2 separate regions of the Homo sapiens genome follow, and region 2 is linked to region 1. The links are chromatin loops, found by intact Hi-C in ENCODE. Cell type or tissue: heart right ventricle. All regions are shown on one strand. Each heading gives the region's core, and the rest is flanking DNA. Links, peaks and the distances in the headings are about the cores only. Region 1 overlaps RSPH14 (radial spoke head 14 homolog). Region 2 has its middle 91 kb from the start of IGLL5.

What was found. Hi-C counts contacts between places; a loop is a spot of excess contacts. Peaks named below come from ENCODE experiments on the same cell type or tissue, not always from the same donor. Only the 100,000 strongest peaks of a DNase experiment are listed, where the experiment ranks them.
Region 2: a loop joins it to region 1, with 3 times the contacts of the local background. A loop is called at or near these places in 25 of 110 quality-filtered maps.

The regions. Positions count from the first base shown.
Region 1 is chr22:23,109,230-23,117,229 of GRCh38, reverse strand. All of the region lies in intron 4 of RSPH14 (radial spoke head 14 homolog), which reads left to right. All of the region lies in intron 2 of GNAZ (G protein subunit alpha z), which reads right to left. Among named protein-coding and RNA genes, the nearest start is that of RSPH14, 29 kb to the left of the region's middle. RefSeq lists enhancers at 1-704, 3,543-4,446. In heart right ventricle, for the core only: no CTCF peak of the experiment used is centred there; no DNase peak of the experiment used is centred there; H3K27me3 peaks cover 533 bases.
Region 2 is chr22:22,970,582-22,986,532 of GRCh38, reverse strand. No RefSeq gene overlaps it. Among named protein-coding and RNA genes, the nearest start is that of IGLL5, 91 kb to the right of the region's middle. In heart right ventricle, for the core only: no CTCF peak of the experiment used is centred there; no DNase peak of the experiment used is centred there.

The DNA.
Region 1 (8,000 bases), core at 1-8,000:
CAGTCTCCTTACAGCCGGTCCCTCTGTTTGTGGGGCACAGAACAGCCCCAAGTACCAGGCTCTTCCAGTTACCAACGTTCCTGGTAACAGGTCTGGCCCTCAGTGCTGGGTCATGGGAGGGCTGCCTTTGGTTTCCTGCATCCCAGCTGGATGGGACCTGACATGGACACTGGAGTCTAGCTCCTGTACTTTGGAGCTGAGGCGCACAGATCCCCCAGCAGGTGCGCGCATATTCCAGCATCAGCCTCCTGCTGGTCTGAGAGCTCATGGGCCTGCGGTGGGAGAGGGAACAGAGGCATCCTCCAGGCTTCCTCATCTCAGCCAGGGGCCTGTCCCCCTCCCAGGTGCGGCATATTTGCATTTTAAGAGGCCTCTGGACTGGGGGCCTGTTTTTGGAGTTAGCATCCCTTTGTCACAGCCTAAACACCTCCCCACACCCCACTCCTTCCCCATCAGGCACTCACGGCTTTCCAGCTAATGACATCCAAGGCAGCTGTGTGGGACAAGCGCCTGGGCTGGGGGTGGGGAGGTGAGAGGCTCATCCAGGGCCTCACACGTTCTGACCTCCAGTCCATTACACCCTGCCTTGACAGACATCCACAGTGCTGAGTATCACAGCCCATCCTGCACTGTAGTTGCAGCTCCCTGAGGAGCCCAGAGTGGGGCATCCTTCCTGTCCCTGCCTCACAGGCCACCACAGGTGTCCTGCTAAGACCATGGTCCTGCATGAGGTAGCTCAGTGACTACCCAGGGACCAGGGACTGGGCCGGGTGGGAGGGACACTGGCCTGCTCTGAAGCGCTCTCCCTCCTGCACTGCAAATGTCCTCAGGTGCCCTGTCACAGGCGCGTAGCCACGTCATCCCCTCACTGCACTTCTGGGCCCCTCAGGCGGACAGGCCAGCCCTTCATGACCCAGGTGTCTTTTTCCCTCTGCACCCGCAGCTCCACCTCCAAGTTACTCCTCGTTCCCACAACTCACTGTGCCTCGAGTAGGCCAGTGGCCCCCAGAAGGCCCCTCAGCCCCTCACCTGGCAGCCTGTTGCCCTGTGCCCCTCAGTGAGGAGACGGAGGTCATGGCAGCTTCACGAAGCAAGGCTTACCCAGGCAAACGCACACACAGACGTGGTCCTGGGCACGTGGTGAGCACATGACAGAGGCTGGCACCTGTTTGACTGTTTTGTTGTTTGCTGTGGGACCCCAGCGGCCTCAGGGCCCATCTGGCACATGCGCGGCACCTTCCTGGTGTGCTTGGCCTGGCCCAGGCCCTCAGCCAACCGCACTGCCTTGTCATCTTCACACAGGGCCCAGGGGGTAGGGGGATCAGGGTGGTGATTATGACCACCACCCTCCCCTTGCACAGATGAAGGAATGAGTAACTCTGCTAGGAAAACTTGAACAGAATTTCCTGAAGTGAGCAATCATGTACTGTGCTTCAAATAAACTGAGGTTTAGAAAATAAACTGAAAAAGACCCAGTCAAAATGGCTCAAACATGAGCCCCGGCCCCCAACTTCAGGTGGGGCCCCTCCATTTGCAGGGGTGGCCAGCAGTGCTCAGGGCCTCATGCCTGCTTCACGCATCTTCTGCCTTAGGGGTCACCGAGGCATCACTGAGGTGTGGGAGGCCACCCTGCAGGGTCACCCCACCTTCCTGTTCTAGGAAGGGGTATGTTCTGGGCCTCCTCCTCGCTCCCCTCTGGGCAACCCGAGACCCCCTCCAGGAGGCCAGACGCACTCCCAGATTCCCATGTCAGCTCCCAGCAGGTAGGCAGTCCTCAGGGACACTGGTCTTGTCCAACCCCTTCCCAAACCCTGACCCTTGCACACACCCCAGAGATGGTGGGACCGTCACCTCCCTACTCTGGATCCATGCAGCCCCAAATCACACTGGTTTGGGGGCAACCACATGCAAACACCTACTCAGGCTGAACGTACACCATCAGCTCAGAGCCTTGTCACATACCTCAGCCAGGTGAGGGGCCCCCGGACTGTGTTGTATTGGGGAATAGGTGGGTGATGCCAGTGTGATATGGCCACATGGCTGGGGAAGGCTCTGTACTGACCCATCTGGTCTCCCTGTCCACTCACTCTCCACTAGGTCCCTTACTCCACAGGACCCCATGCAGTTTGCTGTGGCCACAGCACAGAGCAAGGCCAGCTGGCCCAACTAGGGGCCTCAAACCTCACATAAAATGCACGTGACATTAAGGTTTCAGCTCTTCCTGGAACCAGCATCATCCCTGGGACACAGATGACCTGGAACCCCCAGCCCTGCCAGCTTCTGAGATGCCTTCATGGCAGTCCCCACTGCCCTCTCCCTTTCCTCACCTCCCTGGGCAGAGGCTCTCCAGGTGCTCTTGTGTGAGGGATGGAGGCAAGCAGACAGCCTTGCTCTCAACAAGGTGGGTGAGGACAGGCAGGAGGGAATGCTGGAGCCGGTGTGGCAGCTGCGGAGTGGCCAATGCAGGCCCAACCTCCTGCTCTGCCAGCTGTTCTGAACCTGTCCCCCCTCCAAAAAAATAACCACACACACACAGAATATGTAAGCATACTTCCCTCGTGAGGGGGCTGAGGGCTGATGTGGGATACACATGGACAGCTTAGTCCCCACACCCAGGCACAAGTGACTGTGAGCAGCTGGCACTGCTGCAGATAGTGCTGGCCAGCTACAACTCTGACAGGTGACACACCACAGGAATGCAGGGGGCGAGGGGTAATACAAGAGCAGGACGTTTTGACTGGACCTCTGGGGGCTGAGGGGAAGGGAAGGCATTGCAGGAGGGGCTGGCAGAGGCACAGAGGCATGGGGATGCAGCCGCATTGCTGGGAAGGGTGGGGCCGGGGCCGGTCTGTCCCACCCTGGGCCTCAGTTTCCTCATCTGTAGAGCAAGTCCTCAGTTCTGTTACAGACTGAGAAGCTCAAGTCAGCCCACTGTAGAAAAGCTGGGAGTGTTCATCCGAACCGTGAATTCAGCTTTTTCACGCCGAGAGCAGAGCTGTGGGGCGGGGTTGTAGACATGAATGCGCTCCATTCACCATGGACAGGCCAGCCCTGCGGCCACCCAGCCTGCAGCTGAGCCACCAGGCCTGACCAGGGCCACCGAGTACCAGGCTCTGAGGGCAGCACCCTGACTGAGGGGCCGAGGCAGAGGTTTCATACAGAGATGAGCTTCATGCTGTCACCTTTCACAAAGTACCGGCCAAGCCTCTCACCCCTCTGGGCCTCCCTTTGTGGTGGAAGCTTGGGGACACCTTGGTGGGGCTGCCTGTCTGCTGGGCAGGGTGTGGCTGGAGGGACATGGGGCACTGCTGACACAGTGACCAACATGCCTCCATCGGTAGCGGGTGCCTGCCCTTGGCTGGCACTGACTGCCCATCTCCATTTCCCAGAGCTCTGTGTGACAGGCCTGGTGGGCAGGAGCCTCTGCAACCTGCCTGGGCCATCCTGAGTGCTGCCGAGGGGGTCTGGGACACAGGCATTCCCAGACTTCTCTAGTGGGGAGAGGGCGAGTGGGCCCCACCATCTGATGATGCGCCGAGGTCCTGGCAGGTGTACCGAGTGGAGGGGCCTGTGGTGTTGGCCCCCTGTGCTAGATGCCTCTGCAGCTGTGGAACAGGGAAGGCACCAGAGGAAATCCACTCCAAGGATGGTATCAGTCGCAAAGGAAATAGCTTATTCGCTTGCAACCCCGTGCTTCCCCAGCCAGTCCTGGAATCCTCATCAGGAATTCCTGAGTTCACTTCCCTTTTGGGGAAGCTTGTAGGTGCAAGCTCTTGGCCTACATCTACCCTCAGGCCAAAGGGGTATGGGCAGGAGGCTATCCGAGACAGCTCAAGGTGGTGGCAGCAGCTGGGAGCCAGTGTGTGAGGGGTTGATGGGACTATGAAACAGGGAGGCGGTGCTGGCCAGAGTGCTGGGGTGGGAGCCGGGGTAAGATCTGTGGGAGAGAAGGATGCTGGGACCAGCAGGGCCTTGCCTGGGCACAGGGCCAGGTGGCGCTGGGGCCCCAGCTGTTGTAAAGATGCAGTTTAGCCAACGTCAGAACACTCAGCTGTCTTCCCAGGGGAGTTGCAGCCACAGCAGGCACCAAGTCCAGCCAGCTGTCTAACATGTGTCTTCCTGGCCAGGGTCAGCCGCAGGGGCAGGGTGCTAGCCTGGAGGTGAGCCCTGTGAGGTTCCAGGCAGAGGGGGCTGCTATGCTCAGAGCAGGTCCCCTTCTTCTGGTAAAATGGGCCACGTCAGACCTGAAAGCTGGATGTTCCTATCAGAACGCTCCCTGCTCCTGGTCTCTTGGCTGGTATTCCATGGCACAGCACAGCATGGGGTAGCTCTGCCCAGCTGGAGCTGTGGGGTCCCCAGACCAGGCCCCTGCCTTCCTGATGGGTCCACACTGGCCACCTTGCTCCCTGCAGCCAGGTCCCTATCCCCACTGAGGGTCTTCTGTGCTTCAGGATCTGACCTTGGTGTCCGTCTCTGGCTTCTCCTGGCCAGGCTCCCCATTGCAGCCAGTCTACAGGTCGCAGCTGCATCGTGCTTACCTTGAGCACTTGCCATTCCCACCCCGCTGGTGTTTGTCCGATGCTCCATTTCTCAGGAAGTGGCCCTGTCCTTGCTGGAGAAGGGGGTCTCCCTGCCACAGTCCCACCCTGACTCCACCAGGAGCTCAGCCCAGCCTCCTGCTAAGTGTCCATCTCGCCCTCCTGCCGTGGCCACAGACCTGCTGTGTCCAGGGCTGTCATACCCCTGGTTGTGGTCATCTGGCCTCCTGGCTGCACCCTGGCATGCTCCCCGCACCTCTTCAACCATGTACCTGGTGGAAGGCATTGCCACTGACCAGGTCCCTGGACCTCCCACGGTCTTGGGAGGCAAAGAGCAAACGGCCTGGTGAGCACTGGGCCCTAGAGCCTGGTGTGCTTGGGGCGGGGCCGAAGGATGCCTCTTCTGCTTCCTCCAGAGACCCCCAGGCAGGGCCTGGGGCTGTGGCAGCTGGGGAAGCAGAAGGGCCCCTCAGAAACCAGAAATGCAGCTGGGAACCTCTTTCTTGGTGCTGGGAGAGAAGTGAGGCCCGGAGGTCAGGCAGCCCTCCTTTGGGCTGCGGGGTGAAGACAGGAGGCTGAGGGTGCCTGTGTTCTGGCCCTCCTGGTCCCTGCATGAATGCCAGGGGCAGTGCCTGTCCTTTCCTGGTTACCCCCAAGGCTCCAGTCTTGCTGTGGATGAGACTAAGGCTGCAAGGGACAGAGGACTGGTCTAAGGATGGGAACCTGGGCACCAGGCTCCCTGGCTTCTCAGAACATGCTCCTAGTGACACACTCTGTGATCAGACACCTCTGGTTTGGAAATAAGGAGCACCTTGGTTTCAGACAGCCCACTGCCCACTGCCACCGGGATCTGAGGACTGTCAGGGACCAGGGCTGTCACAAACAGGGTTAAGTCCAAAGGGGCTTGCCCTGTGGAGCCTGGCCGCTTGCCCACGACCCTGCTGGCTCCCTGAGGAAGGGGCCTGGGAGGTACTGGCTGTCTTGTGTTCTGAAACCTAATTCTCCCACCAAACTGCAGTGAGACCCTGGGCATGTCACTTCTGCTCTGGGCCGCAGCTCCTGCCTCAGTAAAATAAGCTGTTTGTCCAAGATGGTCACTGGGTTCTACTAAAGTGACCTTGGGGGACCCTGGAGTGCTTTGGTGTCTCTGGTGCAGCTGGCAATGGCCTGAGCCTCACCTCTCTGGCATCACCACTGACCTCAGAGAAGACTGCCTTGGCATCTCCGTTTCCAGAGGCCCCAACACATCACATGCAGATGGGGCCCTGTCCCAAGCACTTGAGACTTTTCTGGGCCTCTTTGCCACTAGGCGGAACCGAGTCCAGTGCGCTTGCCTCTCTCCCCTGGCCTGGGCTTGGAGATTTGTGGCCGCACCCCCTGCTCGGTACAGAGCCAGCCACGTCACAGGAGAGCCTCTCTGGCTCTGCTACTCTCCACCTTCTCTGTCCTCAGGAGCTTAGGATGCATGACAGGTAATGGGACTGGGAGACAAAGGGGCAGACAGACAAAAACCAGGCAGACAGTGAGGCCACTCCCCGGCAGAGGCTCAGTGTGAGAGCAGGTGGAGGAGGCATGAGTCATTCCTGCTCACGCTCACAGGGAAGGCGCGCAGGCCCCCCAGCAAATGATGATCGCCTGCTGGAATCCCAGTGCTATCCTACCCCCTCATTCGAAGTGGCTCTGAGGCAGCACCCCTGTGCTTGGTTCACCCAGCACCTAGATGGAATCGTCGCTGACCCCAAGTGGACAAGAGGACAGACAACATGGTGCAGCTGCCCAAAGAAAGATGGTGGGCAGGGAGGCCTGAGTTGCCCCGTGTGCTCGCCAGCCTCAGAGTGTGGTGGGCCCTTGGGTCCTTCCCAACACTGAGCTCTCAGGAGTCAATGACAACAGCTGCCTCCCAGGCCAGCTGCTTCCTCCCTCTGCTGAGCTTGGCATGAACTCTCTGCAGACGCACTGCTGTTTCTATGACAACCAGGGTGGACACCCTCACCCTCAGAGTCTCACACCACAGCAGACCAGTGGCAGGTGAAGCTGCTGACCCTTGAGCTGGGGCAGGTGCCCACAGGGGCACACAGCCTGGTTGGCCAAACACTGTCTACTGCCCATCTGCTCAGGTGGTGGGAGAGGGTCTCTGGTAGCGAGGGTACCCTGCTCTCCCTCTGTCTCTTTAAGGACCTGCCTTGCTGTGCCCTGAGAGACAGGGCAGTGGGCAGGGGAGAGGGGAGGACCTCTGGTGACCTGTTCCTGGCTGGAGCACCATGGGTGGGGTGGGCCTCCTGGTGGGAGGGCCCCAGAACGTGGCTCGCTCTTGTCACCCTGTGGCCTCGTCAGTCTGGACTTCCTCTTGTGTGGGGGCTGCCGTGATGCCCTCCAGTTCTGTTCACCTCCGAGAAGTGACTGTGAGAGGCTCCTGGGCTCACGAGGCTCAAAACATTTCCATTCTAGATGTGGAAAGTGGTGCTCAGAGGGGTTACCTGGCTTGCCTAGGCCCCTTTGCCTGGCCCACTACCCTTGCCCCAAGGAAAGCACCAGACAGCCCGAACCACCCCTCAGGCCTGGTCATCCTCCCACTGCTACTAGCCTCAGGAAATGGGGAGGTGTCTGGGGACAGAGCTGGATGACCAGGGTCACTTACAGTCCAATCTGGTTAGTGCTTCCCTCTTCCTCCCGCAAACCTCAATGCTACCTTGACAGATTGGAGAATTGGATTGAGGGTTAATGACTCAGTGAGCTCCTGTCTGTCCCTGGAGCCAGTCTGCGGGGACAGCACAGGGCACATGGTGCTGACGGCCAGCCTCAGGAACTGAGAGGTGGGGGGCTGGTACCTGCTCAACTGCTGGGTCCTGCCTCCCAGCAGAAGGCCTGCCTATGCTCTGAGCCTTCTCTTGCAGGGCAACCACCACTCCCACAGCTTCCAGGGCTGGGGCAGCTGTTTCCATTCCTCTAGCCTGGCCTTTAACACTGAACCCTGCTGCCCCCGTGGTTCTGTGAGCATCTGAGATGCTGAGGGAGACAGGCTCGGCCCTGCCTGCACGGAGGGCTCTGTTCCAGCTTGAACACCTCAGCTCCTGGCACCCATTCTCTGCCACTCCATGGCTCTCAACTCCACACTGGTTCATCCTCCTGGCCCAGCCACAGGCCTCCCAAGTGTAGGCCCTGGGTACCCATGCTCTGGGGTCCCCTTGGTCTTGAGACCCTCACTTGGCTCAGCACCCACCCCTCTCCTGTCTGACTCCCTTTCTCCCAGGCTCACTTCAGATTCAGGACTCCCAAAAAGACCTGAGAGGAGCAGCAGCTGATCCCTTAACAAGGCAGGGTGCAATCCTAAAGGGTGGGGGCAGAGCTCGGGGCCATGGGAGGGCAGGCCCACCCTGGCCTCTGGATGCCAGCAGGGCTGGCTCCGTGGCTTTGGTGGGGCTGCCCTCGGCTCTGCTGCCAGGCTCACTTGGGCTGCCTTGG
Region 2 (15,951 bases), core at 4,266-12,265, 130 kb after region 1:
GGCTGCTGTGAATGAGATGGGGAGACTACGGGAGAAGAGGATTTACAGAGGAAAACCCAGAGTTCCCTTTGTAGCATGTTCAGGGGGAGAGCCCTGAGAGGCCTTTCCAGGGCAGGTGTCAAACAAGCAGCCAGACAACATAAGTCTGGAGTTCAAGGAGAGATCTGGCCTATGGATGTAAATTTGGGGGTTGTTACCCTCCAATTAGCATTTAAAGCTAGGAGGTGGGATGAGATTGCCAAGTGAGGAGTGCAATTGGAGAAGAGAGGTCAGGGTCAAAGCCCTGGGGACCTCCAGTATGAAGAAGCTGGGGAGATGGGAAAGAACAAGGCAGGGAGTTGAGCAGGGGCTGGTGAAGCAGGGGAAGGAGAGGGCGATGGCCTGGGAGCCAGGTGACCATGTAGGGAGGGTGGAGTCTGAGGGTTTCAGACATCACAGCTAAGCCAGGCAAGATGGGGGCTCAGAATTGAATGCAAAAATAAGCAGTGTGCTGGTCGCTGGGGTCCCTGACCAGAGCTATTGACACTCATCAGATGTGTGCTGATTGAAGAAATATACAAGTGCAGAAAGAGTAGTAAAATTATTCTTTGGTTTTAATTTCCTTTAATAACACCATAATATGTTTTGTTCGTAAAGCAATTAATGTAATAATGAAAAAAAGTCATAGTACAGAAATTAATAAATCATAATGTATATAAACATTGGGAGGTTAAAGCATGTTCAGGACTTCTGAAAATCCTTACAGCTGTCGCAGTTATACAAGGTCACACAGGTAGCAGATTTCCTCTTTTCTGGATACAGAAAATACAACTTTAAGGCCAAAGAGTGGCTCAGACAAAAGACTGGGGAGCCTCACAGCCTAGGAATAGAAATGCATCGCTAGACTCCTCTGCCAAAAAAGAAATGAAGGTAGGAGGCCCATTACAAACATCTTTTTGCCGTGTCAATCTCTCTAAGTTGAGGTTACAAAGGAAGAAAACCAAAACATCATTCAGAGAGTTAACACCAGGAAAAAAGATTTCCCCCAGTCTCCAAGATAACCAAGGCAAGGCTATTTCTTTTAGGTTGTTTGATTCAGCAGAGTTAATGATTGCACTTATTTCTTGCCTTGGAATAAGGTACTTTTCTCCTCCTGAGGCAAGACTTCTCTCTATCAAGTGTTACCCCAATGTGAGAAACTGAGGACATTCAATAAATTATTCAACAAAGGCCTGGTTCTCACACAATTCTCTAAATATTCCTTACACTCCTATGTGGGAAATGCATACATATTTTTACATAGTAAGTTATAAAGCAGTCCTGGCTCAAACTTGGCATGGGTCCTCACATCCTCCTCCTCCCTAGGGCACCCCCACCACCACCCACATCATAGATACAGTGCGGGCAGCTGCCTCCACTGCCATGGGGTTTTTGAGTCATTCTTGGACAGAATAACTTTGCATAATCAATAAGTTAAACACACAACAAAAAATGTTTCTAGCCCTCTCAGCCTGCCTCATGCTGTTCCACACCTCCGTTCTTTGGCATATGCTGTTCTCTCTGCCCTGAATGCCCTCTCACTTAATCTACCTGGCAAACACTGATTTCATCTCCACATCCTGCTCAAATAACCCCACTTCAGTAAGATCCTGCCTATCTTGCAATACGTACTCCCTCCACCCAGCAAGCCCTTGGTTCCTTTTCACCCATCCCTGGCCCACGCACCTCCTATTAGACATATTGTCCAGCGATGTAATTACTGTAATTAGTTAAATATGTGTCTAATTCTCATTCTGGGTTGTGTGCTTACAGAAGACAGGGCTATTTCCTATCTATGTTGTGGAACCTACAACACAGCCTTGTCCACACTGGGCACCTATTATATAATTACTGAACTAAACTGGAGTTGAATGCACACATTTAGGTAAACTACTTGAAAGTTAAGGAAACTACTAATTAAATAACATTCTTGATTTAGCAACTTCACATTATTTTGGGGATTAGACGTCTAAATCAAAGTAACAGACAAGCTTACACATACCTTCCAAAGTGGATGCAAGGCCTGCTCACTGGCAACCATGATAGATTTTGGCCAGCCAGGAAGAAGTTTCCTATGGTTCCATGATTGCTCATCATTACAGCCTAAAAACAAAACCAAAAAGTCACAGTGGAATACAAGATACCAGACTGCTCCAAAGACACAGATCTCTCAAATCGACGACCTTCAGTTGTTCCCAAGTCCATTCCTCCCTTCTTTTTAGGAATGGAACCTGCTACCCCCTAAGTTAGAGGAGGGCCCGTGGAGACTACAGTCCCTTCCAGCTATGAAACTGCAAGACTAAATCATTTCTCCTCATGTGAAAATAAGATTGCCTCTCCCCCCCGTACCCAAATAGTTAAGCAGTACCATGGTTTCCAGCAGGGTCAGGGAGAGAAGTGGTTTAGTGAATGTATGCATCAATCAGGACTGGCAAAGCTTAATAGATGCCTTGCTGCTTCCAAAAGGACAGTCACATTGCTGTTGCTATAGTGTCCTTCTAATTAACCCAAGTGCTCTCTACTCAGGGTCCCCAGCCCTGATCCCCAGACCAGGTAGGCCAAAAGGCAATATTAGAGATTTCCCTAATTACCTGGGCCTAGCATGACCTAAGGATGACAACTTGTTGGTAGAAATACTTTCCATGCAACAAGTGAACTTATTACTGCCACCAGCAGTATCTGCATTTTACAGGCAGTTTCTTCACATCAGAGAGGCTTAAACCAGAACACCTGAATCACATTAAGTTAATCTTACTTCATTCATTCAGTAAGTATTTGAGGGCCTACTATGTGTATAGTTGACCTTTCTTATAGAAGGTATCAATGGTAGGTAGGTAGAAGGGTATTAGAACTTTGAAAGAAATTTATAAAATGTTCTCAGATGAAGAAAGTCACCCTCTTTTCACTAAAAAACAAAACAACAAAAAACAAGCCAGACGAAGAGATTCCAGAAAGAAGATGACTTTAACCACATGTCTCTGATTCTTTCTTCCTCCCTGTTCCCTTTCTGGAATAATACAACAGTCACAATAGCCAGACTTGGGTTGGGGAGCGGAAGATATATTTAATACTTTCTCAAAGATCTCTGGGCCAAAATTGATAAAGAGAAACAAACAAAAAGTGTATGTTTCCCCTACCTTAATCTCCTGTAAGAGCCAGGGCACCAGCAACAAAGATCAAGGCTTCTCGGTTTCCTGTGGGGGGCCCAGCAGGCAGAAGCTTACACATGCTTTCAGAAAGGAGTTTTCATCTGTGCAAATGTGGACATTTCAATTCAGTGGGAAAAGACTGATTTGCTCAATAACTGGAATAAAATAAAGCTAGACTTTTCCTATCTCATCATACAAAAAGGTGAATTCTAGATATTCTAGAAATGCAAACATTAAAAAACATAAAAATGTTAGAACATTTAGAATAATATTTGTATAGTCTTGAAGAGAGAAAAACATTCCTAAGCAAGCTAGGAAATCTAGAAGGTAGACAGGAAAAGAGAATGCTGACATTTAAAAGTGAACAAAAATTCAAATAAGAAAAAGCCACCAACAGCAGAGTCTAGACCAATGGTGATTTTCCACCATCCCCTGAGGGGACATATGGCAATCTCCGGAACATGTTTGGTTGTCACAACTGAGTAGGGGCCAGGGATACTTCTAAGCATGCTTGTGAGGACAGATGCCTCACAACAAGGAATTATTTGGCCCCAAATGTCAGTAGTGCTGAGATTGAGGAACACTGGTCTAGACAACTGGTACTTTGGAAAAATCATTAGTGAAATGACAGGTTGACAAAAGTAAAGTCAAACAACCCAATTCAAAAATGGCCAAATAAACTGGCTATTCACAGAAGACGAGAAACAACAGAGAAACTCATGAGAAGATGCTCAACCTCATAGTGAAATGGCTACATTGTTTGGGTTATATACCCTGGGGTTTGTTGTCTCTCACTGAGAAAGAATTCAGGATATGAACATGTCTGAGTGGGTTAAGGAGCGGAAAGTTTAATAAAAGAGAGAGGAGAGCAGCTCCTTGCAAGAGAGAGACATCCAAAAAGGGGGAGGTGGCCAACCACAGCAGGTTTTATAGGCAGGCTGGAGAAGGTGGTGTCTGATTTACATAGGGCTCACAGAATGGTTCAGTCAGGTATGACATTCACATAGCATGCAGGGAAGCCTGGTTGTCTCACCCTGATCTTATTATGCAAATAGGTTTTCTGGTTGATCAGTGTCATACTGTCTGCTCTATCTGCCTTAGTGATTTCTTCTTACCTCCTGTATCACTCCCCGCTCTGGAGTGTTAACCCTAATTGCTGTTGGGGAAATTGGATGATGACTCTTTCTGGCTACTTCCTGCTGAAAGGGGCCATCATGTGGGTAACAGCAGCTAGGACTCCTCCTGGGTTGATCTAAGGGTCCTTGGAAGAAAGATGTGTCCATGTGTGGCTTGATCTGCAGCACCATTTGGAGTTTGATTGCTGTCAGTCATTCCAATGGGTTGTGATACTGGTTTCCTTCCACCAGATGCTGCTGAAACATTAATATAAAAGTAACGTTCTTTTTTAGAATAAGTGGCATTGAATTTGGGTGGCTACAGTAACTTCAGTGTTAACTTTGGCTAAATCTTTCCTGCAATTATTAATCCCCTCATGACTTCCACAGACCATCTAAGACATGCTTAAACTTTCTGACTTGTCCTAAAGACCCTTCTTTTTAAACAACCAACTCTTCATTTAAGGACAAGTATTTATCATCCTTTTAATCCTTTCATTACTTCCATGATCCATCTACAACATGCTTGAAGCTAGTGACTTGTCCTTAACATCCATGTTTTAAACAACCAAGCATTCTCTTTGAGACAAGTATTTACCATACAAGATCATTTCTTGTTTTTTTTTTTTTTTTTTTTTTTTTTTTTTTTTTTTTTTTTTGAGACAGGGTCTCACTCTGTCACCCAGGCTGGAGTGCAGTGGCGCGATCTTGTCTCACTGCAAGCTCTGCCTCCTGGGTTCACGCTATTCTCCTGCCTCAGCTTCCTGAGTACCTGGGACTACAGGCGCCCGCCACCATGCCCGGCTGTAAGACTAGGATTTAATGACAAATGTTGGTAAGCTTTGGAGCGTAATCTTTTTCTCTCCAGTTCTCACTTCACAAATGGTTATAGGACTGTGTTGTTTGTAGAATAAACTTCAGTCTTATATTTGGCCTGATCATTTGCATAAAGTGCAGCAACAATGCTTATCTCTACATGGGCCTTTTGGATTGACTTTGATGGAACTCTATTCCACAAGGAATCTTAAATAGGATCCCTTAGAGCTGAGCCCAGCCATGGGTTCATCTCCTCAAATACCTGTGAGCTCCTGGACCTGTTAGAAAGTGACATTCTTTACTGACCACAGGTCAGAAACCCTGTACATGGACTGTGTAGACAAGGTATGAGGCCAGTCTTCCCCAAGGGGCTTTTATTGGCTCTGCAGGTCAAGATTGACTCCTTAAAGGGAAGCATACCTGTCCAGTCAAAGCCTTGATAAAATAGCCAGTTTTTCCAATTGTGTCCTGTTGCAAAAAAAAAATGGATTTGTATTGCATTGATCTAAACAACTATATTGCCATATGTTAAGAATACTCACAGATAGTTTCCACATTCTAGAGGAACTAGACAGAAACAAACATCTTCCAAATTTTGTTCACAGCAGCATACCTTACTCAATTAATAAAGGCCACAAATAGTTCAAAACAAGCTTCCTTGACTCTGAAAAACAAAACAAGGATCAGGAATATTCCAAGCAAAAGTCAAAAACATTGCTTTAACTTTCTGAGGGCAGGCCATTTAGTTAACTCTTGTTTTGCTTGACATTTGTAAACATTTCAGTTTTTCATGAGCCTTGTATGTTCTTTCTCTATTCCAATGTTACAATCTTCAAAGCTATTAAAAACCTGCATTCGAGAACATGTGTTAAAGTCCTTAATATAGCTTGATTATAAACCATCTTTTGAGAAGGAACAAAGCAAGACAACAATTGTCCGTGAATGACAAAATTTCCAGGGTAGTTACAGTTAAAAACATGACTGATGAAGTTCAGTTATCTCCATGGTTTACAATAACTTTACCATTAATTATGATTGATAGCATATACTCAGAAGGTAGAATTTTAGAAATCCCATACAATTTTGGAACATATATTAGTATTCACCAAAATATAACTTAAAGAGAATTGGACATCATTTGGCAATTTCATGTGACTAAACAGGTCAAACAATCCTGTACACCTCTTTTCTGAATGTTTCAGGGGCCCTCTGAACCATCCAGAATGCCAGGCATCAGGAAAGACAATTTTGAAACTTGAAGTTTGATTTTGGAATGCCTGTTAAGTGTTAGAGGTTTAAAACACTTGATGTTACAAAATAGAATTCCACATTACCGTAAATTACTTATTTTGCCAAAATGATGACTCAAAAAGCAAAAACCTTTCATTAGCCTTTACTACTGCATGGAAATCCTGTTCAAAGCCAAAATCTTCCCTTGCATTAGTTTATTAATGTTAAACCCCAATTTCTAATGAAACCTCATAGACAATTCCATCTAATCTTAACCAATGTAACCATGAGGTGAAATCTATAGAAACCTTTTATAACCCCTTTTGCTAAAGGGAAGATGATTGTCTTAAGACAGCTTTGCTGTGCTTTTATTTCAATGTTCAATCTGTGAAAAGACTATAAGATACCATTTTGAATTTAGTTAATGTTTACACATTTTTTGCAAGATTAATTTTTACAATCTTCCACAACTTACTTAAACCTTTACCTTTATCATATCAAATTTAAGATAATCCCTTATCCCTAGGCAAAATTTACATTTCTATGCTTTCTTGTAATCTTTTACTAAAAGACATACTTTACTGTTTTTATACACTTTGCAGATAAAACTGTTTAGTCATCTCAAATACATGTTGCGCTGTTAACTCTTAGCAATTTTTACATTGGTGAAAAACCTGGTTAGTAAGTGATTGTAATTATTTACCAGGTGTGGAACCTAGGACCCAGATAGAAGTACAGATAAGGTTTGACTCTTTCTAGTATCTAACTCTACGTGTCCAAGGCCTTACCTATCTGTAAAGCAACCAGTAATACAACCTTGGAACATTTAGCAAACCTAGTATCTAAGTTGTATGATTTAGACCACCTATTTGAATTTTGATGACACTTGCATTTTACCAATAACCCTTAAGACTATTTTTGTTTCTTAAAGATTAAAGTCATATGAACTAAAAAATATTTGACTTAAGTGCCTATTTTTCTTTAAGCCAATCAATTAGAGCTCTTTTTATAGACATTACACACAACACATTTATAGCGACCACAAACAGAAGATTCAACACTTGTACGATTTTTGTATTTGCCAATTTCTTAATTGGATTACTTGCTTCAGGGTGGAGCCCTTGGAGGAACAGTGCCAGGAAGGCATGCATTTCTAGGGCAAAATAAGCAAGCACAGCTGAAGGCAAAGGCAGATCCTCAAAATTAAGGGTGCCATTTTATTCTGGATCTTGGATCCCCAAAAGGAGGGAGATTCTATGGGAGAAGACAGTGTGCAGTGCCTCTACTATGCATTTCATTGCAAGGCAACCCAAAGACAATTGGCTTATTTTGTAATCAGCCCATTTCCCACAGGAGCCTCATCTCTCAGTGGGGGGTGGGGATATTTCCATATCTTTCAGGTGGCCAATAACATGCTTCTCTGATTTATAACTACTATTAGCCATCCCTTAAAGTGTTTTCCTTACCTGGTTATTAGACACCAAAGGTCTCTGTAATGTGCAGTAATTTGATGCCCCTCAAACTTAAAACTGTCAGATAACACAATGCAAAATAGTACAGAGCCTTTGATTTTGAGAGGGAACTATCTGCTTTTAATTCCTGGGGTTTTATGAGGAAAACAGAGGGTTTTCCCCCCCAAAATGGAGTCTGTGGTCTCTGTTTTTCCCAAGGAATCCCATGTTACCAGAAGTTATCTTAGGGCCTCTTGTGCATGTGTTAAAAGTGTCAAGACAAAGAATGGAGAAAAATAATTCAGTTGATGGAGAAAAAAACCCTTTTCCCAGAAAAATTTAAGAAGAGAAAAATATAAAGGTCTTTTAAATATACCTATAACTTGAATATCCACTTTTAATTAAACTGAGTGTTCTTTAAGAAAATTCTTTTAATTCTTTTGTTACTCAACTTTAGCCATGCCAAGGAGTTAAAATTTTTGGTTTTTGAACTTTACAAAAATTAACCTCACAGTTGAAGCCAACAAGCCTTAATTAGGTTATGACTTAACCGCGAGTGTACAAAGTATTTTTAAGGGGGTGATAAGCGCTTTTGAAACTGTGTTTAAAAAATTGTTACTGAGACAGTAGAAGAGATCTGACCCAACCAACTTCATTTTGTTTCCAGCCCCCAAGCTGTCCTTGCCCATCCCTGGGTGTAGGCTGAACCAACTTTGGGAGGGGCCTGGTTCACTGTTTGTAGTCCAAAACAAAGATGATAACAGTCCTTTCCTAAGATATACTTCCCTCTTGTTTGGGGACCAGACCAAAAAACTAGCCACAAGACTGGAAACCATGGCTCAGGAGTCATACAGCTGGAAGCTACAAGATTTTTGACCCTTCCTTAACTGCTCTCAAGATCAGTGCTTAAGATATTTTATAAACATTACCCTAGATGGATCAGCTGGCACTACCCAGATTGACAAACTGGCTTATCTGATTTTGTGGCCCTCACCCAGGAATTGACTTAGCACAAGAAGACAGCCACCATTGTAAAATGGCAGAGACTAAAACAAAGTACTGCCATGTGGTTACAGGTCATGTTCCCAAGGACATGAAACAAGATGGTGGCCTGTAACCAAGTTTGTTACTGATTATTTTGTTTGGCTTGCTTGAACAGCAGGCTTTTGGTTTCCTGTGTCTGTAACCTAACCTAAAGTACCCTTTCTTTTGACAGAACCATACAGAAAAACACACAAAGCACACCAGATTGGCTACAGCTTAAGACCAAACTCACAAATCCTTTTTCATTAGTTAAAACTTTACAGAGAATATAAACAATGATCCTTATTATCCCTTTTACTGGTTTGCACAGGGAGAGAGGAGCCAAAAGTCTGACTGGTAAGAAATTTTTACTCTGCTAGCATGTCAGGCTTCTGGGTTCTCTTCCCCTTAGCTCAACTCTAAGCCAATCATTTTAAGGTTTGGAAAATTGACTTTTCCCAGGTTGGAAGAACATTATAAAAGAAGATAGAAGCCATTTTAAACTGTGAAAGAAGGTCAAATACCACAGAAAATTCTGGGGTTCCAATTAGACTTGTCAAGAAGTATTGCTTTCCTTCCTATTGACAATGGTGTTTTCCCTATTTCTTCACTTTCCCTATTTTCTCTTTTTCATTTTTGCCTGTTATAGGAGACATATTGCTCATCTCCAAAATTCTCTGCCACCTGCAGAGTTACCTGTTTTTCAGCCACAGTTAGGGTTTGCCTTAGCAGCAGCATAACATCCCTCCGTGAGAAGTCAAGTACCTGAGTTAAATTTTGGAAAGCTTCTATATACCTATCAGGGTCATTAGAAAATTGGCCTAAGTCTCCCTTTACCTGTCTAAGGTCCTGCAATGAGAAGGGAACTTGAACCCTAGTGGCATCACCTCCATTGGGCATTTCCTGTAGGGGTAAGAGTGAAGGTGGGGGAGTGGGAAATTTTGGAGATGGTGGAGGTGGAAGAGCTGGTGGCATGGTTGGAGGTGGCCGCAGATAAGTGAGACTGGAAGCCATACTAATTGGAGATAGAATAGGTGCCTTAAGAGAACATAAGGACCAAATGGCCATTTTTGCTGCTGATGGGACAGTACCGAGACTAAAATTCGGTTTTGGAGGATATTTTACTCCTAATTGTTGACAGCAGATTTTTCCCATTTACAGAAGTAGCATGAAGCCTGGTTTCTAGTAGAGAGGCATAAAAAGGGGAGAGAATTGGAAAGTGAGGCTGTTTCGGTGAAGGACGGACAAAGTGCCTCGTGGAGAGGATCCCTATTCCACTAGGTGGCACAGTGGACCTTGAAAGGCCATATACTGTCCAGACCAAGGGCAGAGTGACTTTGACATGCCATGTGCTCTCCAGACCAAGGGCAGAGAGAGACCTGGAAATGCCATGTGCTCTCCAGACCAAGGGCAGAGAGAGATGCTCACTGTGTGTGGGGGGACCCTCTGTTCATAGAAAATCACAGAGTTGCCTTCCCTTGAGCTATATCCCTGGTTAGTACGACATTCCCTGATCTTGTCAAACATGATTACTTCCCTGAACTGTAAAACTTTCCACACACTGAGCACACAGAGAGGATAGAGACATAGCGACTATAGATAGGAAAAGGAGGAAAATTCTGCAACAAGATAGCTGCGGATCCTTTACTAACACCCAGATGGGCTGTCAGAAGCTGGGTTAGTCCAGAAACCTTTGAATAACACCAGGGTGTGCCCTGGTTGGAAACTTTTAGTTGCTCCAGGACTTCTGGCCTCACATGATAGTTAGGTTCTCCATGAAAGGAAGCTTGTTCAAAGCATGGCCAATGAACCCAATGACCTGTGAGTATTGGGGGATTTTCCATATTCTCCCCAGTAAGCCTGACATCCGAGTCTTTAAGAAGGGTAGCCATGATAATCATATTTTTAAATGGCTGATGTATACATGTTATTGATTTAATTTGATTTTAAAATGCAGGCTGAGAGCCTCAGAATGAAAGGACAGATTTTGAGGTTCACTCCATACTTACCACTCCAATGATTCTACCTTCTGTTCTGATCCCAATCCCAGATGAGAACCCCCAACTGAAATGGCTACATTTTCTGGGGTGTATACCCTGGGTTTTGTTGTCTCACACCAAGAAAGAATCGAGGACATGGACACATGTGGGTAGGTTAAGGAGTGGAGAGTTTAATAGGAGAAAGGAGAGAGAAGAGAAGCTCCTTGTGAGAGAGAGATGTCTGAAAAGCGGGAGATAGTGGACCGCAGCAGATTTTATAAGTACGCTGGAGAAGGTGGTGTCTGATTTACATAAGGCTCACAGATTGGTTCAATCAGGTATGATGTTTACATAGCATTGCATAATAAGTAATCTTATGCAACTGAGCTTACCAGTTGCCCGGTGCCATCTTGTCTGCTCTTTACTGTTCACGTGGCTGACAAAGTGAAGGGAATATGGAGCTGTCGTCTTGAACATGTCTAGTCCCTAGTTCCTGCCAGTATTCACCTGTGCAAGCTCCCATCTTGCTTATCTGTGGCTGCAGCTTGAATTTACAGGCTGTTCTTTGTAAGAAAATAATTTGGGGCTGCTTTTTATTAATGAGAAAAGCCTTACCAAGGAGTTCCATACCCTTACTATCTGGGTAAGTGATTTCTTCTTAACTCCTGTATCAATAGCATTTGGGAAGAGCAAATGAAAGCTACGAGACATCACTGCTTTCCCATCAGATTGGCACATGCACAAATTAAACAAGCAGCTGTCAAGGCTGGGGAGAGCTTGGGGAAAAGGGCATGCTCATATGCTGCCAGTGTGAAATGCAGATGTCAACAACCTTTGGGGATTGCCATTTAGCGATAGCTATTAAAATGTAAACATGTCCTTCTGACTCTGCAAGTTCAATTTTGGGAATCCACACCACACAAATGAAAAGCACCAACACAGTAAACAAACAAACCTGGCAACAATCTAAGTGTCAATTAATAGGGAAGAGCTGAATAGTACACGTTTGTATGACAACTATGTAGCTGATTAAAACATGAGCTAGGTCTGTATCTATTGTATTGTATCTATTGTACCTTAGGACTCTAATATATTAAGTTAAAAATCAAGCTGCAGAGTAATGTGTTTGATATAATCCTACTTTTTGTGAAGACAATGCAAAAATTCTACATATGCGTTCGTATGTTTGCATAAGCACTGAGAAAGGGGAGGAAGCTCATGCCTGTAATCCAGAATTTTAGGGGAGCTAAGGCAGGAAAATCACTTGAGTCCAGGAGTTTGAGACTAAACTGGGTAACGTGGTAATACCTGTTTCTACAAAAAATTAAACAAGTATTAGCCAGACGTTATGACATGCACCAGTAGTCCCAACTACTTGGGGGAGCTGACATGGGAGGATCACCTGAGCCCAGGAATTCAAGGCTGCAGTGAGCCGAAATCATGTTATTGCACACTACACTCCAGCCTGGGCAAGAGAGAAAAGACTCTGTAAAAAAAAAAAGAAGAGAGAGAAAGACAAGACAAAAGGAAGGGGAGGAAAGATACACAGCTTCTGGTTACTTCAGAAAGATAGGAATGGATGGGGGAAGAATAGTAACTTATTCTTTAAGGTTTTATGCATTTTTCAGTTCTTACAATGAGCATGCAAAACTTTTGTAGTTAACAATATATGATTCTTTTTTTTTTTAAACAATGTATGATTCTTAAAAAGAACCAGGGGAAAGATAATCTAAAAAAGGAAAGGAATCAGAGCTTTCTGGATCTGCATGCATGTTTTATGACTTCCAGAAAGGAAGGAGCAGCAAGTGTCCTCTGGAAGTGACCAGATGGCTCATTCATCCTTTGCCTTTGGCCAGACATAGACCCAAAGTGTGACCAAGACAAAGTTTTGTGTGGGCTTCCTAATTCAATAACAGCACTAAGGGAAAGATCCCCAAACAGGTGCTCAATCTTCAGAGCCCCTGCCCAGGCCACCCAGAATGATGCTTCTAATAACTGAGGACAATTTTTAAAAATTATGTGAATGATCTGGATAAAAATCTCAGATATAAAGGAGTCCCTTTACATTTGGAATAAAGGGCCTGTATTTTCTCTTCTGATACAAAAGTCTCTTAAAAGAAAGGAGTCCACAGCTCCATTGCTGCAGCTGCCCACTAGAAGCGCAGTGATGCATAAGCCCTCGAGATTGCCCAAAGATTGTACTTCAAAGGGCCACATGTCCCACTGTAAGAAGCCGTGACCCAATAAACACCCCAAAGTAAGGTCACATGGGCATGCAGTCTTCAGCTGAGTAGGGGCCACCCAAAATAAAAACTCCACCATTGGTTAGCAATTAGTGGCATTGTTTTGGTGGCATTGTCACCAGCCACTCCTGCTTGGTGATGCAGGCCAGGCAGAGGCCTCTAATGGTTAATAGCTCAGCTTAGGGGACATAAGTGACAGCAACCTAAACTTTCATACTCACTTGACCTTCCAGTGGAACATAGGCTGTATCTGGCCCTGGATAGTGTGGTTAAGGGACATCTTTTTTTTTTTTTTTTTCCAGATTTCAATAGCTTTAGGGGTATAAGTGGTTTTTGGTTATATGGATGATTTTTAAAATGTTTTTATTATACTTTAAGTTCTAGGGTACATGTGCACAGCGTGCAGGTTTGTTACATAGGTATACATGTGTCATGTTGTTTTGCTGCACCCATTAACTCGTCATTTACCTTAGGTATTTCTCCTAATGCTATCCCTCCCCCAGCACCCCATCCCCAACAGGCCCTGGTGTGTGATGTTTCCCACCCTGTGTCCATGTGTTCTCATTGTTCAACTCCCACCTATGAGTGAGAATATGTGGTGTTTGGTTTTGGTTTTCTGTCATTGTGATAGTTTTCTTGGAATGATGGTTTCCAGCTTCATCCATGTCCCTGCAAAAGACATGAACTTATCCTTTTTTATGGCTGCATAGTATTCCATGATGTATATGTGCCACATTTTCTTAATCCGGTCTATCATTGGTGGGTTGGTTCCAAGTCTTTGCTATTGTCAATAGTGCCGCAATAAACATACGTGTGCATGTGTCTTTATTGTAGCATGATTTATAATCCTTTGGGTGTATACCCAGTAATGGGATCACTGGGTCAAATGGTATTTCTAGTTCTAGATCCTTGAGAAATAGCCACACTTTCTTAAGACCCACAATGGTTGAACTAATTTACACTCCCACCAACAGTGTAAAAGTGTTCCTATTTCTCCACATCTTCTCCAGCATCTGTTGTTTTCTGACTTTTTAATGATTGCCATTCTAACTGGTGTGAGATGGTATCTCATTTTGGTTTTGATTTGCACTTCTCTGATGACCAGTGATGATGAGCATTTTTGCATGTCTATTGGCTGCATAAATGTCTTCTTTTGAAAAGTGTCTGTTCATATCCTTTGCCCACTGTTTGATGGGTTGTTTGTTTTTTTCTTGTAAATTTGTTTAAGTTCTTTGTAGATTCTGGATATTAGCCCTTTGTCAGATGGATAGATTGCAAAAATTTTCTCCCATTCTGTAGGTTGCCTGTTCACTCTGATGATAGTTTCATCTGCTGTGCAGAAGCTCTTTAGTTTAATTAGATCCCATTTGTCTATTTTGGCTTTTGTTGCAATTGCTTTTGGTGTTTTAGTCATGAAGTCCTTGCCCGTGCCTATGTCCTGAATGGCATTGCCTAGGTTTCCTTCTAGGGTTTTTATGGTGTTAGGTCTTACATTTAAGTCTTTAATCCATCTTGAGTTAATATTTGTATATGGTAGAAGGAAGGGATCCAGTTTCAGCTTTCTACGTATGGCTAGCCAGTTTTCCCAGCACCATTTTAAAAAATAGGGAATCCTTTCCCCCTTTCTTGTTTTTGTCAGGTTTATCAAAATCAGATGGTTGTAGATGTGTGGTATTATTTCTGAGGCCTCTGTTCTGTTCTATAGGTCTATGTATCTGTTTTGGTACCAGTACCATGCTGTTTTGGTTACCGTAGCCTTATATAGTTTGAAGTCAGGTAGTGTGATGCCTCCAGCTTTGTTCTTTTTGCTTAGGATTGTCTTGGATATGCAGGCTCTGTTTTGGTTCCATATGAACTTTAAAATAGTTTTTTCTAATTCTGTGAAGAAAGTCAGTGGTAGCTTGATGGGGATAGCACTGAATCTATAAATTACCTTGGGCAGTATGGCCATTTTCACGATATTGATTCTTCCTATCCATGAGCATGGAATGTTTTTCTATTTTTTTGTGTCCTCTTTTATTTCATTGAGCAGTGGTTTGTAGTTCTCCTTGAAGAGGTCCTGCATATCCCTTGTGGGTTGGATTCCTAGGTATTTTATTCTCTTTGTAGTAATTGTGAATGGGCGTTCACTCATGATTTGGCTCTCTATTATTGGTGTATAGGAATGCTTGTGATTTTTGCACATTGATTTTGTATCCTGAAACTTTGCTGAAGTTGCTTATCAGCTTAAGGAGATTTTAGGCTGAGATGATGGGGTTTTCTAAATATACAATCATGTCATCTGCAGAGACAATTTGACTTCCTCTTTTCCTAATTGAATACCCTTTATTTCTTTCTCTTGCCTGATTGCCCTAGCCAGAACTTCCAACACTAAGTTGAATATGAGGGTGAGAGAGGGCATCCTTGTTTTGTGCCAGTTTTCAAAGGGAATGCTTCCAGTTTTTGGCCATTCAGTATGGTATTGGCTGTGGGTTTGTCATAAATAGCTCTTATTATTTTGAGATACGTCCCATCAGTACCTAGTTTGTTGAGAGTTTTTAGCATGAAGCGCTGTTGAGTTTTGTCGAAGGCCTTTTCTGCATCTATTGAGATAATCATGTGATTTTTGTCGTTGGCTCTGTTTATGTGATGGATTATGTTTATTGATTTGCATACGTTGAACCAGGCTTGCATCCCAGTGAGGAAGCCAATTTGATCGTGGTGGAGAAGATTTTGATGTGCTGCTGGATTCAGTTTGCCAGTATTTTATTGAGGATTTTTGCATCAATGTTCATCAGGGATATTAGCCTAAAATTCTGTTTTTTTGTTGTGTCTCTGCCAGGCTTTGGTATCAGGATGATGCTGGCCTCATAAAATGAGTTAGGGAGGATTCCCTCTTTTTCTATTGATTGAAATAGTTTCAGAAGGAATGGTACCAGCTCTTCTTT